Linked DNA regions of Homo sapiens: all the other regions are linked to region 1. Evidence: chromatin contacts called from ENCODE Hi-C data. All regions are on one chromosome and are shown on one strand. The core of a region is the stretch at or near the end of the contact, and the rest is flanking DNA. Distances in the headings are between cores, read along the strand shown. Region 1 has its middle 96 kb from the start of MBOAT2. Region 2 overlaps LOC105373418 (a long non-coding RNA gene). Region 3 has its middle 68 kb from the start of LINC01814. Region 4 overlaps LINC00299 (long intergenic non-protein coding RNA 299). Region 5 has its middle 40 kb from the start of LINC01814. Region 6 has its middle 110 kb from the start of LINC01814.

Region 1 (4,697 bases), core at 600-3,099:
TATGTGATGTATTTGTGTGTGTATGTGTATTTGCGTGTATGTGTATATATGTGTATATGTATATGTGATGTGTGTATTTGTGTGTATGTGTATATATATGTGTATATGTATATGTGATGTGTGTATTTGTGTGTGTGTGTGTGTGTCTGCCCACCCCCAAGACTTGCCTGCAGGGGTTACAATGGCTAGTCCATGCCTTGTAGCCTTATGCCTGTGGAATCATGAACACTCTGGGCCTCTATTCTCTCATCTTTAAAGGATTCTAACCCTTGGTTGTCCAACAATCAAGGAAAATAATAGATGTGCAAGGAAGCTGCCTACCATTACTTTTTAGAAAATAAGGGTGGATGTACATTAATTTACTCATGATTATCCATTCACTCATTCAACAAATGTTCTTTGTACTAGGCACTAAGAAATCAACAGTAGAGAAAAGAGAATTGACATTAGCCCTTGTTCTCAGGAAGTGGACGGTTTAGTAGGAAAGACCTGAATAATAAGCACAGATACACAGTTGTGTTCAGAGTTATAAAGGGCAAGAGCAGTGAGCTCTGTGCACGGGACTAACGGGGCGTGCGAGGAATAAACCACAAACGTGGGGCGGTGGGATGGTGGAACTGTGAGCCCAGGACAACCCTGATGGTGGGTCCAGGAGGCAGGGACTCACCAGAGGATCTGAAGCCTGGAAATCTGTCCACAGGGGGCAAGACATAAGTCTCATTAGTCAGAACAAAACCAGGATCCTGGGAATTTGTCCAAACAGGGATAAGGCCGATGGTAGCTGACAGGTTTCTGGGCACATACACCAGTATCAGGAAAGGCACAGGGAAAAGAGGGACCCAGGGACCGAACAGGCAGCCCTTTGGGGGAGCAGTAGGACCATCACAAGCCAGTTCTTGGAGAAGTACAGTGTCAAGGTCAAAGGAGGATCAGTTGCAAGACTCCCCACTGAGGGTGGGCCCCAAACCTCTGTGTCTGGGCGAGGCTGACCCTCTCCCACATGGCACACCTGCAGCTGACCAGGGGGTCTGTGCTCAGTGCAGGCACCTTCCCTCTCCTCCCCACACCCAGCAGTAGGTCCTTTGCTTTCTTGGCTCTGGCCCCAAGCACAGCCGAGGGCTCTAAAGCTGACCCTGGCGTCCCCACTTTGTGCTTCGTGATGTTGCCGGTCAGAATTTGTATGTAGTCACCTCCCGACCGGCGTGGGCAGTGCTGGCCTCCTGGACTGGAGCGTGGGCCAGATCTCTGGCCCTTCAAGGGCGCTGACACTGAGCAGGGCTGGCCTGGGCCTCCCTATACACCTCTTGTTGAGGACTCAGTGGGTTTCAGAGTCTGGGACAGGGATAGTTTAACAAATGGAGGCTCCGTGGTCCCAGACCGGTGAGAGAATGTGTGTTGAATGAATGGATGAGAACAAAAGCCAGAAGCTTGAAGATATTTAGAAATAAGATCCCCTTTTCCATATAAATGAAACACTTGAAGACCAGATTTTCCAAAGCAGTTGGAATGGCTACCCCCAAAATATCTCCCCCCCAGAGGGACTTCTAAAGGGTTAACTGACACCTGAAGGGAAGGGGCTTAACACCCCTAAAATCACAGAAAACAAATCTGGTCTGGCTCTTGGTATTCTCCTTACATCCTTAAGTAGTTTTAGACACAAAATGTCTTCCTCCCTTAAGTAATTCTAGACACAAAGTGCTTTCCTCATTTAACCCTTGTAATCACACTAGGAGGAGGATGTGATTCGTGTCCATTTTGAAGGGGAGAACACAGATTCAGAGTGGGTGGGTGACTTCTCCACAGGCAGAGCACAGACAGCCACACTTGCAGCTGCTTTAACCAACAAGCCGTGCTCCTGACCTTGGTGTTCGGCTTGGTTGCTTTGCTGTGGGTTGGTTTCGTTTGTGTGACTAAGACTTTTAAATGATTCGGCTCCTTTTGTGTGTTTGTTTTTGATCTTTGCAAGATTCTCTAATGGTTGATCCAGGGCTGCCCCTACACCGTTCTCCTGTCACATGCCCCGTTCCCCTGACATTGACATCAACCAACATAATATGCTGAAGAAGGGTCTTCGGCAGCTGGAAACTGGCCCAGGCATTGCGGTGGGCAGCCAGCAGGCATCTTCTGTCATTAGCCCTCCCTAGGGAAGACAAGTTCAGCAATGGTTCCTGGGAGAGGCTTGGGATAGGAAAAGAAAGGATGTTCCTATAGAGGAAGCAAATGTTCCAAGATACTTCCATTAATTAAGAAAATCTAGGGTAATAATACACAGTCCTCAAAGTCCTAGATTATAAAACCATTGTGTTAGGTTGAAGCAAGTATCACAAAGAAATACAGAAGGTCATTACCAAGACTTTTAGATGGCAAACATACTTAATGGAAACACCTCTTTCTTAACTCTGAAAACGCTTCATGTAGCATTCAGGCTTCCATTTAAAATTAATTGTGTGCATTCTAAGAGCACTTTTAGGACCTTGCAGAGACCCTCTCTGTAGATTACATGATTTGAAACTATAGCTAAGAAAATTTTGTGAAGTGGTGCAACTCTCAGAAATCAAACATGAATATGCATGCCAGGTGTGGTGGCTTACGCCTGTAATCCCAACACTTTGGGAGGTGGGAGAATCACTTGAGCTTAGGACTTGGAGACCAGCCTGGACAACATAGTGAGACCCCATCTCTACTAAAAATAAAAAAATTAGCTGGACATGGTGGTGCACACCTGTGGTCCCAGCTACTAGGGAGGCTGAGATGGGAGGATCACTTGAGCCTAGGAGGTCAAGGTTGCAGTAAGCCATGATCATGCCTCTGCACTCCAGCCTGGGCAACAGAATGAGACCCTGTCTCAAAAAAAATAATAATAAAAATAACTATGCAAAAAATATGACTTTATTTTTCTATATTACTAGCTCCCTCTCCTGGGGCATTCACTACTAATCTCAGTCATATTGGAGTTCCCCTGTCTTCTTTTCTCTGGGGTTCTAGGTAAGTTCCAGGGGCAGGGTGATGGTGGCAAGCATTACATAGTTCTGAGCTTTGGGAAAGGGGACGTCTCATCTTCACCGTCATCTTCACATGCTAGTTTCAACTTGTGTTATTAACAGAAACTTCCGCTGTCCCGCCTGACCTGCAGCCAAGCATCCACACAGTTTGTCCACAAGGCCCTCCCCTGGTCGCTGTCCTCTCAGTTATTCTCAGTGTTACTCTCGGACCCAGGAGCGTGATTCAGCAGCTCCTGCGCGGTGGGAGGTGGACAAAGGCTCAGTCCACTTGGGCATATCATAACATTTCTTCTCCTAGAAGCCATGACTTCTAAGGGTTGGAGCCTCCAAGCTTCTTTGGGATTTGGGACGTCCCTGAGGCACGCAGCCTGGGGAATGGGCTGCGCAGCCTGTTTTCTCTAGAACCTGAGCATGCAAGCACCACTCTTGCATTCTGATTCTCCAACCCCTCGCCTGGGAGGAGGCGAGAAAGGCTTGCCCTTCACCATATCTTCTCATCCCACATTTTCTGTTACATATGTTGCCTATGCCCTGAGTCCTTTCTGTTCCTCTAAACACCTGTGTTTGTTTTGTGTTTTTAGGTGTCATTTATATAGAAGAAAATGCGGCTGGGTGCAGTGGCTCATGCCTGTAATCCCAGCACTTTGGGAGGCCGAGGCGGGCAGATCACTTGAGGTCAGGAGTTCAAGATCAGCCTGGCCAACACAGTGACATTCTGTCTCTACTAAAAATACAAAAATTAGCTGGGCATGGTGGCACGTGCCTGTAATCCTAGCTACTCAAGAGGCTGAGGGAGGAGAATCGCTCAAACCTGGGAGGTGGAGGTTGCAGTGAGTTGAGATTGTGCCACTGTACTCCAGCCTGGGCAACAGAGTGAGACTCTATCTCAAAAAAAGAAAATGCACAGATCTTAAGCACTCAGTTTGAACAATATACAGAGCATCTCCCTCAACCCAGAAGGTTCCCCATGAAAGGGCCTAGACTTTTGAAAACCAAAAAAGTCCCCCCCTTATTTTCCTCTACCCTGCTCTGCTCATTCCCTTTGGGGAGGTAATGATCACACTCTGGCCTACCTGCAGCTCCTAACGGTGCCAAGTACATAGAGAAATGCCAAGGGCAAGGGGCAACCGTGAGATCGCATCTTAAACAGTATCCTCACATGAATCTCCCAATAACAAAGAATTATCCTCGTGACATTCACTCAGTACATTATAGTCCACTGAGCGCTCTCACTCTGTTCGTCTCATTTAACCTTACAATGTATTATTCTCACAATGTATTGTATTTGTATCCTTACAATGACCCATGTACAAATTATCATGCCATTTGGCAGATGAGAAAACTGAGGCCCAGAGTGAAGAGGTAATTTTCCAATGCTCCACAGGTGATACATGTCAGAGATGAGACAGGATCCAGATTCATGCCACTCCGTTTGTTTCCAGAGAATCTAATCATTACCAGCCTTCAGAGGGCAGAACAGAAAGACAGTCACTGATGCAGAGGATCTGAAGGGCTCCCAAGCCCTCCTCTTACCCAGCGCCACTCAAATTCCCCAGGACGGGGCTGCCTCCTTTCACTCCCCACTAGTTCTTACTTGGTGTTAAGCCATCAAAGACCTCGATGAATTGCCCCTGTAGAGGGTACCATGAAGACAGGGCCTAGCAAGTTTACTTCAAGGAGAAAAAGTGCCGGAAA
Region 2 (4,566 bases), core at 392-2,891, 560 kb after region 1:
TAAGAACAACATCTATGTACTAGGACTGGGGAGAGGAGAGAATGATGTGAGATAGAGATTGCGTTGTGTGTGTGTGACTCTATAGAACTATAGTTCTCTGAATGATACTGAGATTAACCTTGGGCAAGCCTCTCTGATCCTTTGCTTATATATACGTGAAATGAGAAGATAAAGGTCCCAGTGAGACTGAATGAGATCATGAGTACGAAAGTGTCCTGTTAGTGAAAATGCACCTGGTCATCATTCCACTACATCTTCCTGTCTGTTTTCTCTTGGCCCTAGAAAGTGCTGTGGAAGCTTGGGGGTGAGTTCTGAAGTGTGTACACAACTGGAACCAGAGCAGCCACTGACTGCCTTGGGCCAGCAGCTTCTGGAGCCCAAACTTGGACCTCTGCATCCCTCCTGGGGCCCCAGCTCTAAGTACTGGGGTACGGTGCTGAATGGGGCGGGGAGGCTGTCAGCTTTCCTAGCTGCCTCTGTGTGCTGTGCTCTCTCCAGGGCCCAGTTCTCCAGGAGAAGGAGCAGGAGCAGGTATGCTGAGGACTCCATGAGAGCCAGCCTTTTGAATAGCAGCAAGTTTGTGGGGGCATCTGGGGACAGGGTCTGGGACAGCCCAGTCCAGCCCAGCCCAGGCAGGGGAGACGGCAACAGCAGCAACTCTGCTAGAAGTGACATGCAGATGTTGGCTGAAAGCCATCTACCCTCCCTCCTTCCTTTTCTTTCATCTTCCCTTTCTTTCCCACTCTCCCTCCTGTCTTCTCTACTCCACTTCTCTCCTTTCTTCCACAGTGCTATGGCTGCCTACGTGATGCCAAGCACCATGCAGTATTAGCAGCCACAGGCTGCTTACCCGGAAAACTGGACTTTTGTGCTCACAGGCTTTAAGAGAGATGGGGACAGCCTGGACTGCATGCAGAGGGAGCCACTAGGGCTGCTGGGGAGGTTCGAGACACGTCACAGGGGTTACCTGAAGGACTGAGGCTATAGCTTGGAGGAGACTCTGAAAACTGTTATCAGATATTCGAAGAACTGTCCATTGAAAGAAGAACAAAAAAAATTTTTTCCCAGCCAGGCATGGTGGCTCACAACTGTAATCCCAGAACTTTGGGAGGCTGAGGTGGGCAGATCAACTTGAGGCCAGGAGTTCGAGACCAGGCTGGCCAACATGGCGAAACCCCATCTCTACTGAAAATACAACAAATCAGCTGGGTGGGGTGGGGTGTGCCTGTAGTCCCAGCTTGGGAGGCTGAGGCCCGAGAATTGCTTGAGCCAGAGAGGCGGAGGTTGCAGTGAGCTGACAGCATGCCACTGCACTCCAGCCTGGGTGACAGAGCCAGACCCTGTCTCAAAAAAAAATTTTTTTTTCTTTTTTTCTGTGAAACCCAAAAGGAACAATTAGGTAGAGAGTTTCAGCTCTGTATCTGAGTGTCCTTTCATAATCTGAATTGTCCCAGGGTGGAAGAGGCTTCCCTGGAAGGTGAGTTCCTTGTCACCAAAGACCCTCAAGGACAGCAGGGACCACTCGGTGGCCAGAATGCTGGAGAGGGGAATTCAAACTTTTGCTGCAGTGGGAGTGCGTCAGACTCGATGACTGTCAGACTCTGGTCTTCCTTCGATCTTTGAGCTGAGAGTGGAAGAAGATGAAGTGTGACTTAGCTATTCAACCACGCCACAACCCCAAGCATCTTTAGTTTTTGTTCTGATTTTTATCTTCAGTAGCTGACTGACTGGGCATGAGTAATTCCAACTCCCCAGGCCGGGTGCACTTCACAGGCATGTTTCAGAATAAAATAGAACCTATGGCTCCAGCCCACCTTGACTGTGGTCACCAAAGATGCTTACCCTGACCCTGGGGTAAGAAATGAGCCCTTGGAGGGTCCTGGGTGTGCCCAGCCCCCACTGATGTGACTGGCAGCCCCCACCACAGTCTGCAGCCCCAGGCAGGGAAGCCTCCCCCTCCAAAGTTCTAGAGGGTTTTTAAAAATGTTTAAAGACATTTACAGCAAAACAAAATCAATTATCAAGTTTTGAGTCACCTCTCTTGCAAATAGAAACTTTTCTGTAAGAACTGCTTCTACTAGGCTGGGTGTGGTGGCTCATGCCTGTAATCCCAGCACTTTAGGAGGCTGAGGTGGGCAGATCATGAAGTCAGGAGTTCGAGACCAGCCTGGCCAACATAGTGAAATACTGTCTCTGCTAAAAATATAAAAAATTAGCTGGTCGTGGTGGCGTGCGCTTATAGTCCCATCTACTCAGGAGGCTGAGGCAGGAGAATCGCTTGAACCCGGAGGCGGAGGTTGCAGTGGGCCGAGATTGCACCATTGCACTCCAGCCTGGGTGACAGTGTGAGACTCTGTCTCCAAAAAAAAACAAAAAAAACAAAACAAAGAACAAGAAACAAAACAAAAGAACCGCTTCTACTGGGAAAGAAAACCAGAGAGAAAACCATTTATAGATTATCTCAGATTTACAAGTGAGAACCACAGGCCTGACCCCAGTTCACCTATGCCAGGGCTGAGTCTACACAGTCAACAGCCTCAGGATGCAGGGATGAGTCAGTGTGAAACAAAGACTCAACCCCCATCTAACGGAGCCCTTTCCCTGCTGTGCTCAGCCTGCACGGAATCTGCTTCTAGACAACCCAGACAGCCAGAAGCCAATGCATCTGACTGAGAGGAGTGGATAATGACTTCCCTTTTTAAAAACTTTCTTATTGGCTGCGCACGGTGGCTCACGCCTGTAATCCCAGCACTTCAGGAGGTCGAGATCGGCGGATAGACTTGAGGTCGGGAGTTTGAGACCATCCTGGCCAACATGGCGAAACCCCATCTCTGCTAAAAATACAAAAATTAGCTGCGTGTGGTGGTGCACGCCTGTAGTCCCAGCTACTTGGGGTGCTGAGGCACGAAAATCACTTGAGCCTGGGAGGCAGAGGTTGCAGTGAGCCTAGAAGACAGAGCAAGACTCCATCTCAAAACAAAAACCAAATAAACAAAACACCTTTCTTATTGAGGGGTAGCACATCTGCCACCAAGCATGCTTCTGATGGTCCCTCTAGAAGTCTCTTCCCCGGTATCTGGATTTGAGTGGGGTGACAAAAAGGCTGAACATGACTGGAGCCTATGCTATGGCTTCTGTCCCCTAAGTCCCCAGAGCTCCTCTGGTGTCTGTCCTCTCTGAAGCTTGGTTCTTCAGCTTTTCCATTAGGACTGTGAGTTCTCTCACATCCGGAGGTCGCTTCTGTTGTTTACAATCAAAGAACCTTGACAAAGAGAAAGTGCCTACTTGGTCTCCGTAGCTCCAGGGCCAGTGTGTGGCCTGACACACAGTCAAGTTCAAAAATGTTTAACTAAGTTGAACTGTGATGACTCCCCCCCTTTCAGTCTGGGGATCAGAGACAGAGTTGCCTGGGTGTCCTTGATGGAAGAAGCTCTTCCTGATCACTTTGGCTCGAACGGCACTTGCAGGAGAACCTGCTCAGTGCCCTTGGCCCCAGGCCGGGGGTACCACATGACTCTGTGCAAAGCTTTGCAGAAACTAATGGGACCCTAACCCCATCTTGAGAGCTTGCTTCCTCCTTCCTGTTAGGCATGAGCCCGATGCCAAGGCCCTGTGGAATTCTGACCTAACTTTCCCACTTCCAGCCTTCCCAAAACAAAGTTTCTACTTCTCTCCTGCCTCTCTGTTCAACCCCTAACCACCCAATTCTGCTTCTTCTAGGAGTTCTCAAAACACTAATAACAGTATTTAAGTGTATTAGCTGACTGAACGTACAGGAATGTTAAGAATCAGAAATCAAATTGGATTTTATAAAAATGAGGGTTTAGAAGGAAGGTTTTAATACAGGCGATTAAGCTGTAGGCTCCAGAATGGGGGAAGGTGTGAAGCCCCACACCTTTTCTCTCTTCTCCAGTGCAGACTCCATCCAGCACTCACTGTCAATGTTACTGCCATGGAAGTTGGTTAATCACTGCTGCGAGGTGGCCTCCAGGGGTGGTGTGGTATTGTTTCTTAACTGCACGCAAGGCTTGAGGACTTAACTCCTCTTTGTCCCTCCACCTTCTGCTCACAGAGGGTAGAGATTGTCTCACTCATCTTTGAACACGCAAAAAAGCTACTCAGTAAACGAGCAGTGGATAGATGATGCCTCCTGGAGCCTATTATTGCTTTCCTTTTTTTTCCCAAATGTAACCTTGTTTATAGACATTTCTCATAAAAGTAGAGAAAATTGCATACTACCATATTATACCTACCACCCAGCTTCAACAATGATCATCATTTTGCTATTTTTAGTTCATCTACACTCGCACCAACATTTTTTTTTTTGCTAGAGTCTTTTAAAGCAAATCTCAGTCATCATGTAATTTCATCCATCAAGATTTCAGTATAGATTTCTAATAGGAAAGGACTTCAAAAAAACAAACTCAACTACATGCCATTCTCAGACCTAACAGAATATATTTCTTTTTCTTTTTTGAGGGGGGTGGGTGGGGGGAAATGGCGTCTTGCTCTGTCGCCTAGGCTGGAGCATCACAGCTCGCTGCAACCTCGACCTCCTGGGCTTAA
Region 3 (4,361 bases), core at 880-3,379, 580 kb before region 1:
GGAGGGGCAGGCAGGGCCCACTGGGGATGCTGAGGTGGAGACAGACATGTCCCAAGAGTGTGGGAGTAGGGAGGTCCTGAAGGTGGGTACCCTGGAGAGGGACGTGCCACTGCATTTTATAGGGCTCACTGACAGCCACGAAGGCATGGGTTTGAGGAGGAACAGCCAGAAGGAGACCACCTAGGTTGCTCCTGCAGGAGGCCAGGAGACAGAGGGTGAGGCGGGACCCATGTGGGGCAGCGGGGAGGGGATGAGAAGCAGAATTAGGATGGCGCTGAGGGAGGCGGGATAGCTCGGACTCAACATTGCTTGGACATGGTAGCAAGAGAGACCAGGGAACCTAGGATGCCTCCCTCACTGCTGGCATGGGCCAGGGGAGAAGGGTGAGCCCATCCTCTGAGCAGGGAAGCCAGGTGCCAGCACAGGCAGAGCCAACTTCAAGTCACACAGATCTCATTCAAACCCCACTCTGCTGTCTCTTAACTGTCCAACCTTGAGCAAGTATCTTGGCCCCATCTGTAATCTGGAGATGAGGACAGTACCAGCCCCACAGAGCTGCTGTGAAGATCCCATGAGGAGGTACATGCAAACCACTGGGCACGATGTCTAGCACTCAACAGACACTAAATTGATCACGGCTGTCATTTAAATTAGCCACATAAATGTGTTTCATTCTTGGAAGGTCACGTATTCCTCACAGCGTATGGTGCCCCAGTCTTTCCACTACTGCTGCATTTTGGAGTGTCCTCTAGCTTTCAACCATGGATAATGAGACCTGCAGATAAGCCATTTCCAAACTCCCCTAGTAGAGCCAGGCACCCCATCCCCATCCCACAATTCTCACTGCCTGGTCCTCATTTCTGTGCTCACCTCCTTCCCTTCATGGAGGCTCTCAGGCAGAGCTGTGTGACCTCCCTTTCCCTCTCCATCTGTCTGTGCAGAGCTAGCACGGGAGGGCTTGGCAAATGTTTATTTACTGAGCAGGAGTTACCAACTTTTCTCCCAGCTGATGATTTAAGTACAAGTTTCAGTATGATTCCTCCAGTAGCCGACCAAAGGCGGATTTTAAACTAAGAAACACACCTGTATTTAGCACACCAGGGGATTCACCAGTTCCCCTGGGGCTGGTCTTGGCACAGTTTCATCCAGAAAAAAACCACCAGAGGAACCTTCAGCACATTAAACACCCATAGGCAATATGCACTGTGTGGGGGGTCAGGTGCTCATTGTCTCATTTCTTCCTCTGCCCATGAGGTAGGGTGTGTGAGCCCCATTTTACAGATGAGCAAACTGTTGGTAGGCAAGTCTACTTTGCTAAAGGTCATGTCGCTGCCGCATGTTTATCTGCATTTGAGACTAGAAAAGCAATTGATGTCTGTTCTAGGAATTAGGGACACTGGTGCTGAGAACACTTAAAAATAGCCCCGTGCATTTTCCCATTCTTGAAACAGGTTTACTAATCAGGAACGCAGCTGAAAAAATCCAGCAAAATGACTCAGTTCCAAGTAAAATGTCATTTCTCCCCCATCACTTTGGGACAACCCCAGCAAAGCCAGCACAGCATAGAAACAGAAAGAGAGACAGCAGAGAGGCCAAGAGGCAGAGAGGAGAAAAGGGGAAGAGGCCACATGGGTGGCTGCAGGGCCTCTCACAGTGCCCTGCAGCCTCAGTCAATTCCGGGGGTGCTCACAAGGCTAAAACGCTGGCTGTAAAATCAAGGGCAAGCTGGAGGGCTGGTTTCCTGTCTTCTAAATATACTCCTGTTCCGATGGTATCTCGTCCCCTGCGTCACGAAGGAGGGCTGCCCTTGACACTGTGAATGTCTCAGGAACACCTCAACCCAAAGGAAGCTGGGGTGTAGAAAGCTCGAGGTTCCTAATACCTTCAGGAACAGCACACTCAGGTCCTGCTCAGGCACTGGGCATGGCTGCCTCCTGCTCCTCTTTATCCACCCTCCTCCCCCTCCTCCCCCTCCTCCCTCTCCTTCCTCCCTTCCTCTTCCCTATCTTCCTCCTCCTCAAGGTCTTCCTCCTTCTCCCCCTCCTCTTCCTCCTGCTCCTCCCTTTCCCCTCCTCCTCCTCCTCCCCTTCCCCTCCTCCACCTCCCCACACAGAGCACCTCAAGCCCTCCAGGTGGGCAGTAACTGTCCAGCAGAGCTGCTGTCTGTGAATGTTATCAGAGGAAACACTTCAGAACTGAGAAGCAAACAGAAACCATTCTACACCTGCTGTCGCTCCACTTCCTCTGGGCCCCAACCTCCAGCCAGGTGTCCTCATGGGAAGAAAGGGCCCATTCAGGACTGCGGCTAGTGGTTCCCAGTTGAGTTCCTCCAACATGGCAGGAAGAAAGGAAGACACAGTAGGAGGCAGCAGAGCCTTGTGGTGAAGCCTAGGGCTCAGAGTGGAGCCCACCTACTGCCCATGCTGCATGTCCTGGCTCTGTGACCTTCGGGCAGGCTGTGGTTTATCATTACTTGTAATTTGTAACATTGAGTTACAAATACTGTGACTAGTTCAGAGGATTTATGAGGATGAAATGAGTTATCTGCTTAAACCACATAACATAGTGCATGGCCCTACACTTTGGGAGCTGGCGTGCCTGCCCTGAGCCCCACGCATTCACACTGTGTCATTTTTACAGCTGTGCCACCTGCCTCCTCACCTTCACCCTCCACCCCTCACACACCCTTCCAGGGTACCCCGATCCCGCAGGCTGCTTCCCATCTCTCCCTGAAATGCAGCCCGTCCTTTGGAGAGCCTTCCAGGACCTTTTCCCACTCTTGTGCACGCTTGACCATCATCAATTTAGTGATCTTTTCCCTAATAGATTTCACGTTCTCTCAGGCCCAGAGCCATGTCTAAGTAACAGTGACTAGTGGCTATGTGAATCTATTAATTCTCACACCTAAAATAGAACTCCACACAAAGGAGGTGCTCAATAAATGCTCATTGAGCAATCAACAATAACGACCAAGGCTCAGAGAGGTGAAGTAACCTGCTCTGTGTCACAGAGCTTGGAAGTGGCACATCTGGAATTCCAAGGCCAGTCACACCAAGGCAGGTCCAAGTCCTACTGCCCCTCAGCATCCTCCTCCCGTAGACGGTGATGCACCTGGGGGAGCAGAAGCAGTAGTTCCCAAGTCTACAGTGGAGCAAGAGGCTCAGAAATGGAGATCTCGGAGCTGCCCGCGTACAGCCTGGAGTAAAGGACACGCCATGCTGCCATTAAGCACCATTTCAGCCCCTCGTTGCCTGCACAGGTCCAACACGGAGCAGCTTGGCTGGGAGGCAGAACGGCAAGTAAAGCCTCCCTCCAAACAAGCCACCCCGCAAAAGGCTTGAAGGAGCACCCGTATTCAGAGACCACCCACTTTAATACAGATAATACTCTAGTAGCTTATATTTATTGATTTCCACACCTGCTAGGGACTGTTCCCAGCATGTGTGATTAAGAGTATCTATAATCGCAAGGCGCGGTAGCTCAGTCCTATAATCCTAGCACTTGGGAGGCCGAGGCAGGTGGATCACTTGAGCTCAGGAGTTCGAGACCAGCCTGGGCAACAGGGTGAAACCCCATCTCTACAAAAATACAAAAATTAGCTGTGTGTGGTGGCACATGCCTGTAATCCCAGCTATTTGGGGGAGCTGAGGCAGGAGGATCACCTGAACCTGGGAAGTGGAGGTTGCAGTGAGCTGAGATCATGCCCCAGTACTCCAGCCTGGGTGACAGAGCAAGACTCGGTCTAAAAAAAAAAATATATATATATATATATATATATAAAATTATTTGATCCTCGTGGCAACCTTACAAGATGGGCACTGTCAGCCGCCATCATCAGCATCTTACAGATGGGGAAACTGAGGTGGGGGAGAGAAGCAAGTTGCCTAGTGTCCTGAGTATCACACTGCTAGAAATTCCTGCAGCCTGGGTGCAGGCAGTGGGGCTCCAGTATCTGTACTTTTTACCAGTTTGCCACTCTGTTTTGATGTGATTTTTTTTTTTAATGTTAAAGGTGAGGTGGGGATAAGTTCCCAAAGGTGCTCATTGAGTCCCACTGTTGTGGAGTCACTTTCTGTGGAGTCCTCATGACAGGCCCTGGAGGCAGGAGACCCGGAATCACCTACTCCCACAAGCCCATGCCGGCCTGGCTCAGCCATGCTTTTAGAAAGTACTCCCAGGAGGCTATTGCAACACTCCAGGGGCATCCCCTGACATCCCTGCACCTGCCTGGACATCCTGTCCTCTCCTCCTTTCTTCCAGCAACTTCCTGGGTCTCAGGGAGGGGGGTGGGATTCCAGTGGGGTGCGGGAGTGGGAAGCACTCCATCCGGGCCGAGGGAGGAGTCATTTCCCAGCTCCAGT
Region 4 (4,278 bases), core at 1,779-4,278, 800 kb before region 1:
CACCAGGAGCCACTTCTCAAATGATGTATTCTTTGGTGCTGATGGCATGGCCTTTCTCCAGAATGCCAGGAGTGCAGTGATTATCCCAGGGCTTGCCATGAGCTCCACATGATGTCCCTTCCATACCTCTGTGATGTATCATACGTGCATGCAGTGCCGTCAAGTTCTGCCACACCACACCATAAATGCCACAGAGTACCATACAGTTGTCCAGGTCGTATGGCACAAATGACAAGGTTACTTTCACCATCATCACCTGGACCTACTGAGAATGCTTTTCTTTCTGGGTCCCAATCAAAGATGACAGCCTTCCACACCACCCAGAAAATGGGTTCAAAATGTGTTCACGAGGGCCAACTATGCTTCCTCCAGAAGCTAAAGAGGCACCTCAGCACTGTGCTACCTCTTTAATGGGAGGAGGTATGAAGTGCAATCTCTCTTTACTTTGGAGGGACTCTCCTGTTAAGTCCCTAAAAACTCCACCAATGTGGAAGGCCTCTAAGTCTTCACAGGGCTGACCTCCCAGCCTCGCTATGCATGTGGCTTACCAAGACCTCCAATCCACTTGCCACTGCTTGCTTATCTGGTCCAATGAGCATGCCACATCGAAGTCGTGGGTAAAAGTGGTAGTCTATGGAATGTCCAGATAGGGCAGGTGACTTCAGACTAAAAAACAACAAAAGTTAGCATGCTTAAAAAATAACTGGATAATTCTAAGCTCCTCAGAGACAACTGAAATTTGCCTCATTTAAAAACTAAAGATGCACTTAAAAATATAAAATCAACAAACTGTATGATTTAGTCTCTACCATTATCAAAATATTATGATTTTATTTATTATATGAGGAGTCTGTTTTAGAAACAAATATGCAAAATAAACCATAAATAAGAATTTTTTTAAGCAACAAAGTGAGAGAGTTCACATGGACCAGGAATGGGACCATAAAAGTATTCTTTGTTTGTTCCAGGTCAATGTGAACTGCTTCTGATCCTCCTTTGTTCAAGGATGAAAAACAACAGTTCACCAAGTCAATAGCTTCCTTAGAGAGGCCAAAGACTCCGTTTAATCTTGTCTAGCAAAAGTTCCATGCTTGGCACAGCCACTGCAGGTGGAGATATGACTTGACTCGCTGTATGGATATTTACTGTCCCCCATCATGGCCCACCAGGTCTGTGTGAGGGGCAGCCACCATGGTGAATTAAATGAGGCTATGGCAAGGGCCACAGCCCCTGCATCCTTTAAGTCTTTGAGGGTAACACTCATGTCTGACATTCCTGCCATCAACGCAAGATGTGGTCATATCTGTGGTTTACGATCTCGTAGGGGAAGAGGCCTACCCCACTACAACATCTTTTATTCTAGGCCAAGGAGCCAACGTGCAGGTTCTGCCAATGAACCTGCCATTCACTCCTATTATACTAGAGAACCAGGGAAATGAAGAATGTGAGCTAGGCTTGAAAAAAGATTCCATTTATTACCTGCCTTCCTGGTCTCCAGTCTAATAGGAGGGCTATGGTAGCATCTTGGGTCTCCAAATATCAATGTTAGCTTAATAGTCCTTGAAAAGCTAAGGCATTCGTCTTTCCCCAGTGTGCATTTGCCTAAATAAATGTCCTAGATACCTTTAGGAGAGAAGTGGGGGAATTATTGCTGAATGCACCTGCTGTAATATGGTACCATCCTTCCTGGGAAGAGCTCTGCTCCTCCTTCAGTCAACAGATTCTGGGGCTGAGAATTAGCTCCATTCAAGAAACTAGGCAAAAGATCCTGACTTTTGTACCTCCTGGTAATCCACACGTGCTTTCTTGTAGAAATTAAGCATTGCCCTTGTTGGGTGCCCATCTATCTCCTTCCTAAAACAATGAGCCTATTGAGAGCTCTCTGCAGGGCAGGAACCCCCTGGGTGCCCCACTGATCTTGCCTCTCATTGTGATCATGGCCTCTGCCTTGCATCCAATGGTGAGCATACCACCTGGCCTTTGTAATCCCAGGATCCTGTCATCCCCGTTGCTACCAGGAGCCAGTTCTGTGATTTCATCATCTGTCATCAGCTCTGGCACATAGAGCACAGCCATTCCTGAGCTCAGTGACTTTGGGGCCACTCTCACCAGTGCATTCCTTTGTACATGGGAAGTCCTCCAGGCCATCTCGTGAAGATAGTCAGCACCATGGATGCTAGCATGTCCACTCCAGCATGGCCACTTCTCTGAGCCATTTGGTCCCTCTCTCCACCATCTGCCTGAGTGTGGGTCACTGCTTTCTCTAGGCTTTTAAGCAACATCTGAGTTGAGTCTTAGCATTCTCTCCAGGGATCTTGACCAAGATGCTTAATCCTGTACCACCTAGATTGCTCCCTCTCAATAAACTCAACCTTATTCGATTTTATATCTACACTCTTTGATCCAATCCCATGAATATATTCCCAGGTCCTCTGCAACATATTAGCTCGACCCCACAGCTCCTTCACCTGATATCCCCTTTTGGCCAAGCCAGCCCAGCTCATCCCCAGTCGGGCTGTGCTGAGATTTGGTTCTTGTTATTCTTTGGTTTTGCCAACAGGAAAGATGAGGGTAGATCCTGATGGGTCAAGCATTGTCTTGTATGATACCTACCTCATTTGAGACCTCTGTATGATCTTCAGAAAAGGAAAGTCTTGCTTTTTTTTTTTTTTTTTTTTGACCGAGTCTCGCTCTGTTGCCCAGGCTGGAGTGCAATGGTGCAATCTGGGCTCACTGCAAGCTCCGCCTCCCAGGTTCAAGCAGTCTACAATCTTCTACATGACATGAGAAATAGGCCATTTCTGCAGGCCCAGGGGACTCAGGGGCATGTAAGTGTTCAGGGTTCCCAACTGTCCAGGGCTCCCACCCTAAGTGTAAGGGTCTCACCTCTTTCCCATTAGAGCCCTGTGTCTGAAGGACTGAGAACTTAACCTACTCAGGGTTCAGACTGGTCCTCCAGCCAACCTGCCTTCCAGCTGCAGATCATCGGGGTTTTCTTAAATGCTGCCAAGGAAGTGCTCTGGCTTTCACAGTTTGCCTGAAACCAGTGATGAGTCATCCTGCGCCTCTGCCTCTCTCTCTTCAACACTCAGTAGCCTCAGCCTCAGCCACCCAAGCCCACAGGCCTTCTGGTTATCATTTCATCAGCCGGCCACCTGCTTCCTCTCCAATTTTTCATTAGGGCCTGCAACTCACAACCACGTCCAGTGTCAGCTGCCTGAAAGTCTTCCTAGAAACAGAGTCTGAGATGGAAATTGCATGCAGAGTGCTGATCAGAGGGTGTTCTCGGGAGATTCTCCTGTAAAGAAGTGAGAAAGGCAGGATGCTGCAGAAGCTGAAGCTGGCTGCAACGAGGCTACACTTGGAGCCACCCCCAGCCAATCCTAAGTGGCGCTCTCGAGCTGGGACGGCCCATCAGAGTTGTCCCAAGTTGAGGCAAGAGGGCCGAGCCTTTGCGTTCCTTCCTCGGTCAGTTTCAGAACCTGGGGGATATGACCTGAAAAGAGGCCATTCCCTGCAGCAGGAGGGGGCATCCAGTGCGGGCTCTGCCATGGCCATCATCAACTGTCACTGCAGCTAGCGGGGAGACCTGGGCAGAGCACCCCAATGGTCACTGCAGCCGAAAGAGGACTGCTTGTCTTTCTGCTCTCACACCCCTTACCTAGGGAAGAGCAGAGAAAGGGTTGCTTGAATGGGAGGAATAGCAAAGAGAACAAAGAAATCCCAATGAGGGGAAACCTCTCAGCGCACCAGCCTCACTGTGTGCTGAGAGGCACCCACTGCCTTCCCTGCACTCCTTAGATCTTGTTCATGGGTGGTTGTTTGTTGTTGTTGTTGTTGTTGTTGTTGTTGCTGTTTTTAATGTAAGAAACAGAATCTTGCTGTGTTGACCAGGCTGGTCTCAAACTCCTGGCCTCAAGCGATCCTCCCCCCTCAGCCTCCCAAAGCACTGTGATTACAGGCGTGAGCCACTGCATCCAGTCTCATTCATCTTTTTGTACCATATTCTCTGTCCCACCACTCAGAAATATCTCAGGTGCTGTACTAGTGCCTTACACATCCTGGACCCTCAGTGCTGTCTCAAACTCCTGGCCTCAAGCAATACTCCCCACTCAGCCTCCCAAAGCACTGTGATTACAGGCGTGAGCCACTGCATCCAGCCTCATTCATCTTTTTGTACCACATTCTCTGCCCCACCACTCAAAAATATCTCAGGTGCTGTGCTAGTGCCTTACACATCCTGGACCCTCAATGCATAGCATGGTAGCACCAAAAGGT
Region 5 (4,852 bases), core at 194-2,693, 560 kb before region 1:
GAGGCTTATTTAACATGGAGCCTCGTGCAAAACACCCCGGAGCAGGCCCCTATAGGATTGAGATCGCTCCCTGTGATCTGCTGCTTCCCTCTCCAGTGGTTTTTATCTTTGAACAGAGCAAATCCTGGCTCCACTCAGACCTGCTCCGTGAGAGCCGAATGCAGTCACTGCACCTGGTCGGGGCTGAGGAGCTTCTCAGCCATTCCAACAAGGCCTGGTCATCGAAAAGCCATGATTTTCTTGCATTCTGGGCCTTGTGACTTCTTGAGACGGGAAAAATGAAGCGCTGTTCCACGATTTTGTTCTCAATCTAAAGGACCATTGCTTTGGAAAGTGGTCAGATTCTGCTTTTGGTTGATTTTAGGATCCAAAACTATGGCGATGGGAAAAAGGAAATGCATTTTAGGATTTCAGGTATTGTCTAAAATTTGCACATGATTATATCCTGCAATCTTAATGGTTCATGCGTCTCATGCTCAACCAAGAGCCTCTGCTGGCCTAAATGATCAAAGCATTTCCAGGAATTATTCAAGAAAAAAAAATCTGCTCCCGTCACTCACCGGCTGAAACCCCCTCAGTGGCTCCCACTGCCCTCAGATGCAGTCACCCTCCTTACTGAGCTTAGTGAGGGCTGCACTAAGCACTTTGCATTATTCTCTCATTGAAGTATCACAACAATCACAAAAGGAACTATCATTAAACCCATTGCATGGATGAGAAAACTGATCCTTAGAGAGGTCAGGGACTGGTTCAAGCTGACTGTGCTGTACAGTGTCAGAGCAGGGATGACCCCAAACCCACCAAGGCCATTCTTAGCACCCGCAATCTCCATGACCATCTCCTAACTCTCTCCCTCCCCCTCATCTATTTCCTACCCATGGATGAAACTGTTTGTGTCTCACCTACTACTACAGTGAGCCCCTTCTGCTTACCTCCCTGGGCCCCAGGCTGGCCCCACTGGGTGCTCCTGGCAGCAAAGTCCATGTCTGATTAGGGAACTTCTTATTAGGAGGCTTCCTTGTTTGCTTTACCCACCTTCTCCAGACTGGGACCCCTGGAGACAGAGCCCTTAGCTCCCGAGGCCAGGTGGTCCCTTGCTGTGCCCAGCACAGATCCTGGTGCCTGGGAGGAAGGCAGTAAATCTGTGTGAAGTGGGTCATTTCATTCTGCATTGGAGGATCATTTTCATGCTCCATAACCCACGGCTATCAATAAAATTAATATTAGCTTCCAGTAAAGTCTAGAGAGGTGCTTCTCACACTAGAGTAGGCAACAGGGCCACCCGGAGAGTCAGGTAAAACTCGGAGGCGCTGGCTCCAGAGGCCCAGACAGGTGAGGCTGTGTGGCTGGTCCTGCCCCCGCCTCTGAGGGGCACTGCTCGGCAGCCAGCAGCCCACCCCTGAGTGCAACACTCAGCAACCAAAGGCACCTGGCTGGGCGATGACTGACAGTGAGGCAGCTCCAAAACTCCCTTCCACAGCATTTACAAAACAGACACAAAGTTTTCTATTTGGAGGAGTCATTTGCTGCAATGGGGGTTTTCCCTTCGTTTTTGGAAATGCCATGAAATAAAATGTTAAGTGTGACTCCAGTATCCTAATCTGAGGCACAGACAACTCACCGCAGTTACACCTCAGAGAAAACATGGGGCTCCCCGGGAGAGGGGCCTCACTCAGCCTGGAGTTATGTTCTGACTTCTCAAAACATGAAACCATTTATATTGGCTCTGGCACATTCAAAAAAAAAAAATTCCCTTATGTCACATGCACGCGCGCGTGCACAGAGATCAGCTTTCGGTTCACAATGAGTGTGCCCCTGGGTCTTTTCTGTGTCTCACTCATTGAAGCCTGGGGGACCAGGCCCTGGGGGACCGACGGGGTGCCTCCGTCTGTGCTCCTTGTCCCTGTTGGCCAGAGCTGGTGAATCACCCGGCCCCAGCAGCCTGCGTCCTTTCCCAATTACCGTAGCTGTCAGAGCTGACTAAAAAACCAGTAGCAGCTGGCAGGAAATGGGTAAGAAAACTGACCACAGATAAACTGTAGGACTCTACAGAGCAGTGGCAGATAGACTCGGGGACAGGAAGTGGAGCTGTTAAGACTCGGCCCTCGCCTGCTCCCGGGCACCTCAGGGCCATCGAAGGGCGCGTGCACCTGAGATGCTGCGGTGCTCGCGTCACGCAATGACCCCGCAGCAGGCACCAGCCACGGCCCCCGAAGGGAAAGAAGCAGTCAGGAGTGGCGGAGAAGCACCCCCAAAAGCCCAGGCCTTTGAGACTCCTGCAAAGGCAGTGGTTCTGCTAGTCCAGGGGTGATGGAATCGCAGCCGGCAGAGCCTGCGCTGTTGAGGTCAAATGACCTGCTGGCCGTGCATTGCCTCACCCGGCTCCCTGAAGCCAAAATGACCAGCTCTCAGGCAGGGAGAGGCCACCACACATTGAGAACAGTGCTGGTGTTGAGGTGGGGAGGCGCTTCTCTGTGGAGTTACAGGTCCAGCGTTTTCAATACTCCCACCGCGTTTCAGCCAATGCCAAGGGCGGGCCCTTCAGAATCCCTAGTGAGGAGAAAGTATCAGCCAGGTGGCATGCTGGATCCTTCCATGCATCATCCCACTCCTGTTCACATACCCTAGGAGGCAGCTAAGACTATCCCCATTTTACGGATGTGCAAAGGGAGGCTCAGGATTAAATAGGCCTGGCCCTGGGTTCCACCACCTATCCACCTATGAGGGGCAGAGCCCAGATTCAAAGTCTGACTGGGGTCTCTGCCCCGACGACCTCTGCTCACAGCGTGCCGCTAGGTGCTGAGATGGGAAGAGGAGAGAAGGGGTCAGAGGAGAGAGGGGGAGTGAGCACAGTGGAGGAGGCTTGCCTGGGCCCTGATGCTTCACCCAGAAAGAAAATGGGGTGGTCAGTGTTTAATCGCATCTTCCCAGTGGCCCAAGCTGCATGTCCACCCAGGACACCATCCCAAGCAGCCCAGCAAGGGGGACCCACCCTCTCTGCACCAAGGCAGACCCAAGGTGCTTCCAGGGGCAGCCAGAACAGGGTGGCTTCTGTGTGGCCTGCTGTGGGACAAGCTGCTGTGACAAGAAGCAGCATCTGCTATTGAACTTGTGACCCAGGCCTTGGTCCCTCACAGGGAGCAGGGCACAGCTGGGACAGAGGGTGAGGGTCCCCTTCCCATCTCTCGGAGGTGGCAGAGTGCACCTGCTCCACGGAGCGTGCGCAGCCCCCTCTGCTGGCGCCCGGTCCAGCTCTCGGGTGAGCTAGACGGGAGTTCAGCTGGGCGTGACTCACCCCTGTTCCTGGAACTGTCTGAAGGCGGGGAGGATGCTGTGGGTAGGCTCTAACTGTATCATCTGGGCTGGGGCCGGTAGCAGATGGTCCTTATAAAAAAAAAAAAAAAGTACTTCCATGTGGGCTTAAAATAGCGCAGCACTCACCATCAGCTGAATGGGGAAATGTACGAGCCAGTCTTTCACGTGGGAGTGGGCACTGCAGGCTGGAGGTTGGGACAAGGGGCCCAGACACCAGCCACAGCGGCCAAGCCCAGGAGGTGGAGAGGAGACGCCTCAGCACCCACGTCGTGCCTGGCCTAGACCAGGCAGGTGGCAGATACGGGCCCAAGCAGGCCCTGCCACGATGATGAAGATGACAATGAAGCCACAGAACCCTCCCGGTTGCCGCATGGGAGCCGGCTGGGAAACCGAGATGCCAGAACACCAGCCGTCCACCACCCTGTCAGCCTCTCAGTCAGTCCAGGAAAAGCCTTTCTTCATCCTGGAAGTCGGGAAATGTGGCTCCCTAACAGGGGGCGGAAACAACTTTTGGTTCTGAGTCAATCTCTCTCTCTCCCCGGGCCCTACAGGAACACAAGAGTGAGTCCTGGAGCCTCTGGAGTCCGCCCCTCACCGATGTGTGTTCTGGGGCAGGTCACTTCCTCTTTCTGTGCCTCAGTTTCCTTATCTGTAAAATGGACGGAAAGCCCCACCTTCTCTAGGGCAAAGCCGAGCACCCGGAGGTGCTCTGTGAAGGAAGCCCACAGCCCTGCCTGGGTTGTCCCTGAGGCCCGAGAGAGCCCTTGGCCCCTTCTTCCCTTTTTAATACGTCCCTTCATCTTCCTTTAAACCATGCTGCACTTTGACATGTAGAGGTGATCACTCTGAAAGTCGGGGTCTGGAGCGTCGCCTCTTGCTGCTGCTGCGTTGATGTGGAGGGAAGGGGGTGACAGGAGGGAAGCCGGGGCAGGGACAGCAGGTGGGGAGTCTCACTCCGTCCAGCCCAGCAGCCAGGGCTCCCAGGCATGGCAGGCCACCTTCCCGCCCTCCTGCCGCCCGCCCTGCCGGGGATCAGCAAATCGGAGGCCAGGTCACTGTGGCCTTTGAGGGGTGGAGACTCTCCCAACTGCAGGGCAGGGTGAGGGAGCTCTAAGGGAGCCACGGGTCCTCAGTGGCTCGCCCAAGGCAGAAGGTTTGTCAGAGGTGGAGGGTTTGCACTGAGCCCACCTTGGTGTTCTGTATGGACAAGCGTGTGGTGTGCTGGTAACTGTCTAACAACCAGCTCCACTGGGGCCTGGGGAGGGGATTAAAAATAGCTCTGATCTGTAGCGGCTGCCAATTTCGGCGGTATAATCACTCCCGCTGAAGCCGGTTTCATCCCCGCTTGTGGAGTTGGGAAGAGACCACAAATGGGCTGCCATGAGCTCCAACACCCAGCACAGGGCTGGTGGATACGCGGTAACATGACCACCCTTCCCATACAGGCTGGCGTCCATCAGGGGCACAGACACGTGATAATGACCCAGGCTCAACTGAAAGGCAGCAGAGCAAAAGAGTCAAAGAGTTAAGACCCGGA
Region 6 (4,343 bases), core at 1,144-3,643, 620 kb before region 1:
CAAAAGTGCAGGCCTAATGGCTGCATTAGGTGCTAACAAATCGTTAAAAGGTGGATGATTTTTTCTCGTGGTTTCTCACCCAACTCCCCCCAGCAGGCTTCCTCAAATGATTGATGGTCTCCATGGCAACCGTGGAAGTCCTGCTCACCTGAATTCCCCAACCCCGTCACTCAACCAGTTTGCAGGACAGTCGGGACTGCACTGAGCCCTCCGGGATCCCTGAACAAAGGTTATTTTGAAATAGCTTACGTGGCCAGGAGGTGAGTACTTTGTTCCTGAAACCAGGTGCTGAGATGACAAATACTTCCCCTTAACGGTTGGGGCTTCATCAGACAGGGGACCGTAGGTCTGATGTACATTAGAATAATCAGATGAATTGAAACAAGGAAGAGCATCAACCAGGCTATAGGCCTGTGAGCAATTTCTGTAGAAATGTAAGCCAAAGAAGTGATGTTAGGCTCCACAAGTAGCCATTGTTTGTAACATTTCTGCAATAGCACCACCTGAAAAAGCAGCCACTTATTGTCAGGGCTCTTAAAAAAAAAATAAATACTTCCCTAAAATCAGCGCAGCACACGTCAGTATAACGGCTGTCACCTGCTAGCTGTTTGGACCGTGCTAAAACCTTTTTCCATATTCAAAAAGGTTGTTTCAACTACATTTAAGCAGGAAAAATCAATGAGGGAAAATCACAAACTGGATCCGGCTACAAGGAGCTCAGAGAGGAGAAAATCAGGCTTTCCCAGCCTGCAGAGCTCCCTGCCAGACAAATGACAATGACAGGGACTGAAATTAAAAGAGAAGGGACACAACGCCCTTTCCACTTAACTCCAAGGGCAAGCTCTTTTGGTTTGCAGCTACATTTGCCAACCCCTCACCTAGGATTCTCCCGAGAGATATAGGAGACATTTCCAGACTCTCAAAGGAGCCCATAAAATTGCTTTAGAAATGGGACTAACCTTTTGCAAGGTGAGAAGTCTGCCTTCATTACATATCTTAGGAAAAAAAAATAACTATGAGAAGCAAGACTCGAAATCTACCACAAGAAAACACCAACAACAAACGGAATTAATAACTCTGAACACCAAAGAATGTACCTGCTCTTTCATTCAACCAGCTTTTATTAAACTATTACCTACCAGACACTGTGGGAGTTACTGGGATGTTGGGGTGTATAATTCTGGATCTGTGCCCTGGAGGAGCTTGTATGGGAAAGACAGACACTAAACAAACAGTTGCGACACCGTGGACTAGCCCTGTGCCAACAGCAGGAATGAGGTGATATGGGAGCCAATTCACCCACTTGGAGGCTCAAGAACAGGGGGATTTTGCCAGATGCAGCAGGGTGATGATAGGATTAGACAGGATGATAATGGAAGTCCAGAAATGTGAGTTACAGCCTGTAATCCCAGCACTTTGGGAGGCCGAGGCGGGTGGATCATGAGGTCAGGAGATCGAGACCATCCTGGCTAACAAGGTGAAACCCCGTCTCTACTAAAAATACAAAAAATTAGCCGGGCGCGGTGGCGGGCGCCTGTAGTCCCAGCTACTCGGGAGGCTGAGGCAGGAGAATGGCGTGAACCCGGGAAGCGGAGCTTGCAGTGAGCCGAGATTGCGCCACTGCAGTCCGCAGTCCGGCCTGGGCAACAGAGCGAGACTCCGTCTCAAAAAAAAAAAAAAAAAAAAAAAAGAAATGTGAGTTACAGCCACACCTTAAGGCACACCTCTCACTTCCTTAGTGCCCTATGAGAATGCCTGGCCCCTACGGCTGCAGAGCAGTACAAAGGTTAACGAGATGTGGGAAACCACTCAGAATTTTTATGCTAAAGTCATTACATTTGAGAGCGATTTCATATTGGCTGGACTTTGGTCTCAGTCAATATGATTTCATCTGGCACCATTTATGTTACCAACTTAAACTGGCTGCTATTTCCCCAAAAAAGTATTTCCCTAAAAATCTTCACATATATGTCTGCCTTTTCATCAATTAAGGAGTATTTACTGCACACCTCCATGTGTTCATATCCTATTTGACATCTATAAATGAATCTTAAAAAGTGCAACTAAGCAAGCGTGTATCAGTGGCATCCATCTTCTGGTTTTCCTTTTCATTTTGATTGGTTTGCTATTCAATATGTACGTGCAATTTTTTTCTTCAAGAAAGGATTCAGCCTATCACACTTGTCTGTGTTTTTGGTTTCTGTGGAAAGAGCCTAACATGCAGTGGACACCAGGATAATGGCATTTGGCAACAGAGGTCAATGCTACCTGTGGGGACTGGGGTTTCACTATCCCCAGGAAATGGACCTACATGTTAACAAGGAAAGTTTGCCATTTACCGGGCTTCTGATGGTAACAGATTTGAGAGAACTAGCTGGTGAGTGGCACCAACAAGAAGTCAGCGATCCATCCGGGGTGGCCCAGGCTCAGCCACACAAGAGAAACTGCACTGTCCTCTGCACCCACGTCTGACATTGGTCCTCCCGTGAAGCTTCATGGGGGTGAGGACCAATGCTCCAGGGAACTCCTCCAACACACAGGATCGGGCCCTCCCCCTCCTCATCTGAGTTATATCTGGGCTCTCTTTTTCTTTAAGGGGACAAAGGAGAAAGAATGCCAAGCTTACTGGTGCATTAAATGATTGAGAAATGTTTGCCATTTAAAGCTGTTTCACTTCCTGCCTGATACCACAAAGAAGCTTTTTAATGAAGTTAGCCTTTGCCTTTCTCAATGCCACTATGCGCCTGGCTTGTTTTGCCCACTTTCTGTTTTCAAAGCTAGGTATGATCAGGAAACACGTGGTTTCTATTGTTTCAAACAAGTAAATTTCAATTCAGTCAATTTAGGGGAAAAAGTCAGGGGGCGTCCAAAGGACAGGGTAGAGGGGCGGAGCATACGAGGATGGCCGAGGGGGCACAGACAGCAGGCAGCGGGGTCCAGGTCTTCACCCTGCTCTGAAGGGGCCTGGCTGCCCTAAGTCAGCCCAGGCTCCCACGGGAAGCTGAGCCCTCAGGCTTGGGGGGTACTATGGGCTCCCAGAGTAGGGCCCCCCTCATTCCACACGTGCCCTTGCTGACTAAACCCTAAGCCCCAGGGTTGGCACATGACTTTCCACAGCTACAGCCAAAAAGACAAACACCACAAATTGCTTCGTGACCCCTTGTCAAGAGTGCTCCCAAAATGAGAAAATCTATACCACAAGAGTCCTACCACTGGGACACAGCCAACTTCAGGACCAGCACGAAAGCCCTGGCCAAACCATCCTGCTGCTACTAAAGTATGAGTTGTCCATATGACTGACAGAATCTCTGGTTTAAAGTAACTGTGGCTACTGCTTCTTCAGTGCTTATGGGCATGTCGGGTACTTAGCACTTGGTGTACGCCTATTCATTTAATCTTCCCAGCATCTTGCAAGACAGGTGTCGCTATCTCTTTTTACAGATGAGGAAACAGAGACAGAAAGAAGCTAAGGAATTCCAAGGTATCTGGGTCAGCTGCTGATGCAGCCCTACCCAAGGTGTGAGAATGTAAGTCCATGCTCTGTATTACCAAGTACAGTGTTCCAGGGTTTTCTGTTCTGCCCCCACCTCCACCCCCAGCCAATACCTATGTTTGAAAAAGGCCCGTTTCTAGCAGCGTGTTCATATTTATTCATTAAGTACTTATGAAGGGTCCACTGTTGGTCAGGTCCTGGAGATAAAGAGATGAATATCATGGTATCTGTCTTCTACACGTGTACTCTCCAGTACCCTCCACGATGGTGCCACTAGCCACATGTGTCTATTGATTGCTCAAAATTTGACTAATATGAATTGAAATACGTAAAGTGTAAAATACACACCAGGCTTCAAAATCTTCTTATGAAAAAAGTGTAAAATATCTTAATCATGTTTCTATTGAATCTTATTGAATCTATGTTAAAATTATATTTTAATATATGGATTAACTAAAATCATTTTTATTTCCATGCATTTCTTTTCCTTTTTAAAACGTGGCTGCTAGATAGTTTGAAGTGACCTACGTGGCTCACGTTCCATTTTTATCGGATTGCACTGCGCTAGAGGCACATGTCTGGAGAGGAGGAGACGTGAACAGAGCTGTCCCCATGGCCCAGGCAGGCAAGGAAAGCAAAGGAAGCATGAAGGGAGGCCAGAGGAAAGCAAGGGAAATGCCACGCCTGCCTTACGAGCTCCGACAGGGAAGTCGAGCCCTCTTATCAGTGGTCTAGTTGACTGGAGAGATAATCTACCACGCTCGCCAGCCTGTTCTGGAGAGACTCAATGACAACCCTATCACGTTAGAGGACCTGGCTCAGCAGTAGAACACAGGCTGGCAGCAGAGAC

The links. Hi-C counts contacts between places; a loop is a spot of excess contacts on that map. Pooled maps may share reads with other maps.
Region 2: a loop to region 1 is called in a map with no recorded cell type, with 10 times the contacts of the local background. The contact joins two enhancer-like sites. A Hi-C loop is called at or near these places in 4 of 37 single-sample maps with no recorded cell type and 2 of 50 pooled maps.
Region 3: a loop to region 1 is called in a pooled map, with 6 times the contacts of the local background. The contact joins two enhancer-like sites. A Hi-C loop is called at or near these places in 4 of 37 single-sample maps with no recorded cell type and 4 of 50 pooled maps.
Region 4: a loop to region 1 is called in a map with no recorded cell type, with 5 times the contacts of the local background. The contact joins two enhancer-like sites. A Hi-C loop is called at or near these places in 7 of 37 single-sample maps with no recorded cell type and 5 of 50 pooled maps.
Region 5: a map with no recorded cell type shows a loop between it and region 1 (17-fold over the local background). The contact joins two enhancer-like sites. A Hi-C loop is called at or near these places in 5 of 37 single-sample maps with no recorded cell type and 2 of 50 pooled maps.
Region 6: a loop to region 1 is called in a map with no recorded cell type, with 7 times the contacts of the local background. The contact joins two enhancer-like sites. A Hi-C loop is called at or near these places in 4 of 37 single-sample maps with no recorded cell type and 3 of 50 pooled maps.

The regions. Positions count from the first base shown.
Region 1 is chr2:9,097,607-9,102,303 of GRCh38, forward strand. No RefSeq gene overlaps it. Among named protein-coding and RNA genes, the nearest start is that of MBOAT2, 96 kb to the left of the region's middle. Within about 2 kb of position 1,850, at least 2 of the 41 ENCODE cell types and tissues checked have a DNase peak (open chromatin) inside an H3K27ac peak, as active enhancers do.
Region 2 is chr2:9,653,975-9,658,540 of GRCh38, forward strand. All of the region lies in intron 3 of LOC105373418 (a long non-coding RNA gene), which reads left to right. Among named protein-coding and RNA genes, the nearest start is that of YWHAQ, 25 kb to the left of the region's middle. RefSeq lists enhancers at 902-1,011, 1,335-1,574, 2,205-2,304, 2,356-2,857, 2,815-2,984 and 1 more. Within about 2 kb of position 1,642, at least 6 of the 41 ENCODE cell types and tissues checked have a DNase peak (open chromatin) inside an H3K27ac peak, as active enhancers do.
Region 3 is chr2:8,513,867-8,518,227 of GRCh38, forward strand. No RefSeq gene overlaps it. Among named protein-coding and RNA genes, the nearest start is that of LINC01814, 68 kb to the right of the region's middle. RefSeq lists enhancers at 1,232-1,341, 1,542-1,591. Within about 2 kb of position 2,130, at least 14 of the 41 ENCODE cell types and tissues checked have a DNase peak (open chromatin) inside an H3K27ac peak, as active enhancers do.
Region 4 is chr2:8,299,128-8,303,405 of GRCh38, forward strand. LINC00299 (long intergenic non-protein coding RNA 299) reads right to left here. Exons shown (of 9, transcript NR_034135.1): 3 at 549-666. Among named protein-coding and RNA genes, the nearest start is that of LINC00299, 27 kb to the right of the region's middle. RefSeq lists enhancers at 1,543-2,099, 3,205-3,264. Within about 2 kb of position 3,029, at least 17 of the 41 ENCODE cell types and tissues checked have a DNase peak (open chromatin) inside an H3K27ac peak, as active enhancers do.
Region 5 is chr2:8,541,853-8,546,704 of GRCh38, forward strand. No RefSeq gene overlaps it. Among named protein-coding and RNA genes, the nearest start is that of LINC01814, 40 kb to the right of the region's middle. RefSeq lists enhancers at 1,542-1,591, 1,602-1,891, 1,866-2,372, 2,373-2,879, 2,542-2,601 and 3 more and a silencer at 3,107-3,401. Within about 2 kb of position 1,444, at least 27 of the 41 ENCODE cell types and tissues checked have a DNase peak (open chromatin) inside an H3K27ac peak, as active enhancers do.
Region 6 is chr2:8,475,283-8,479,625 of GRCh38, forward strand. No RefSeq gene overlaps it. Among named protein-coding and RNA genes, the nearest start is that of LINC01814, 110 kb to the right of the region's middle. RefSeq lists an enhancer at 176-345. Within about 2 kb of position 2,394, at least 12 of the 41 ENCODE cell types and tissues checked have a DNase peak (open chromatin) inside an H3K27ac peak, as active enhancers do.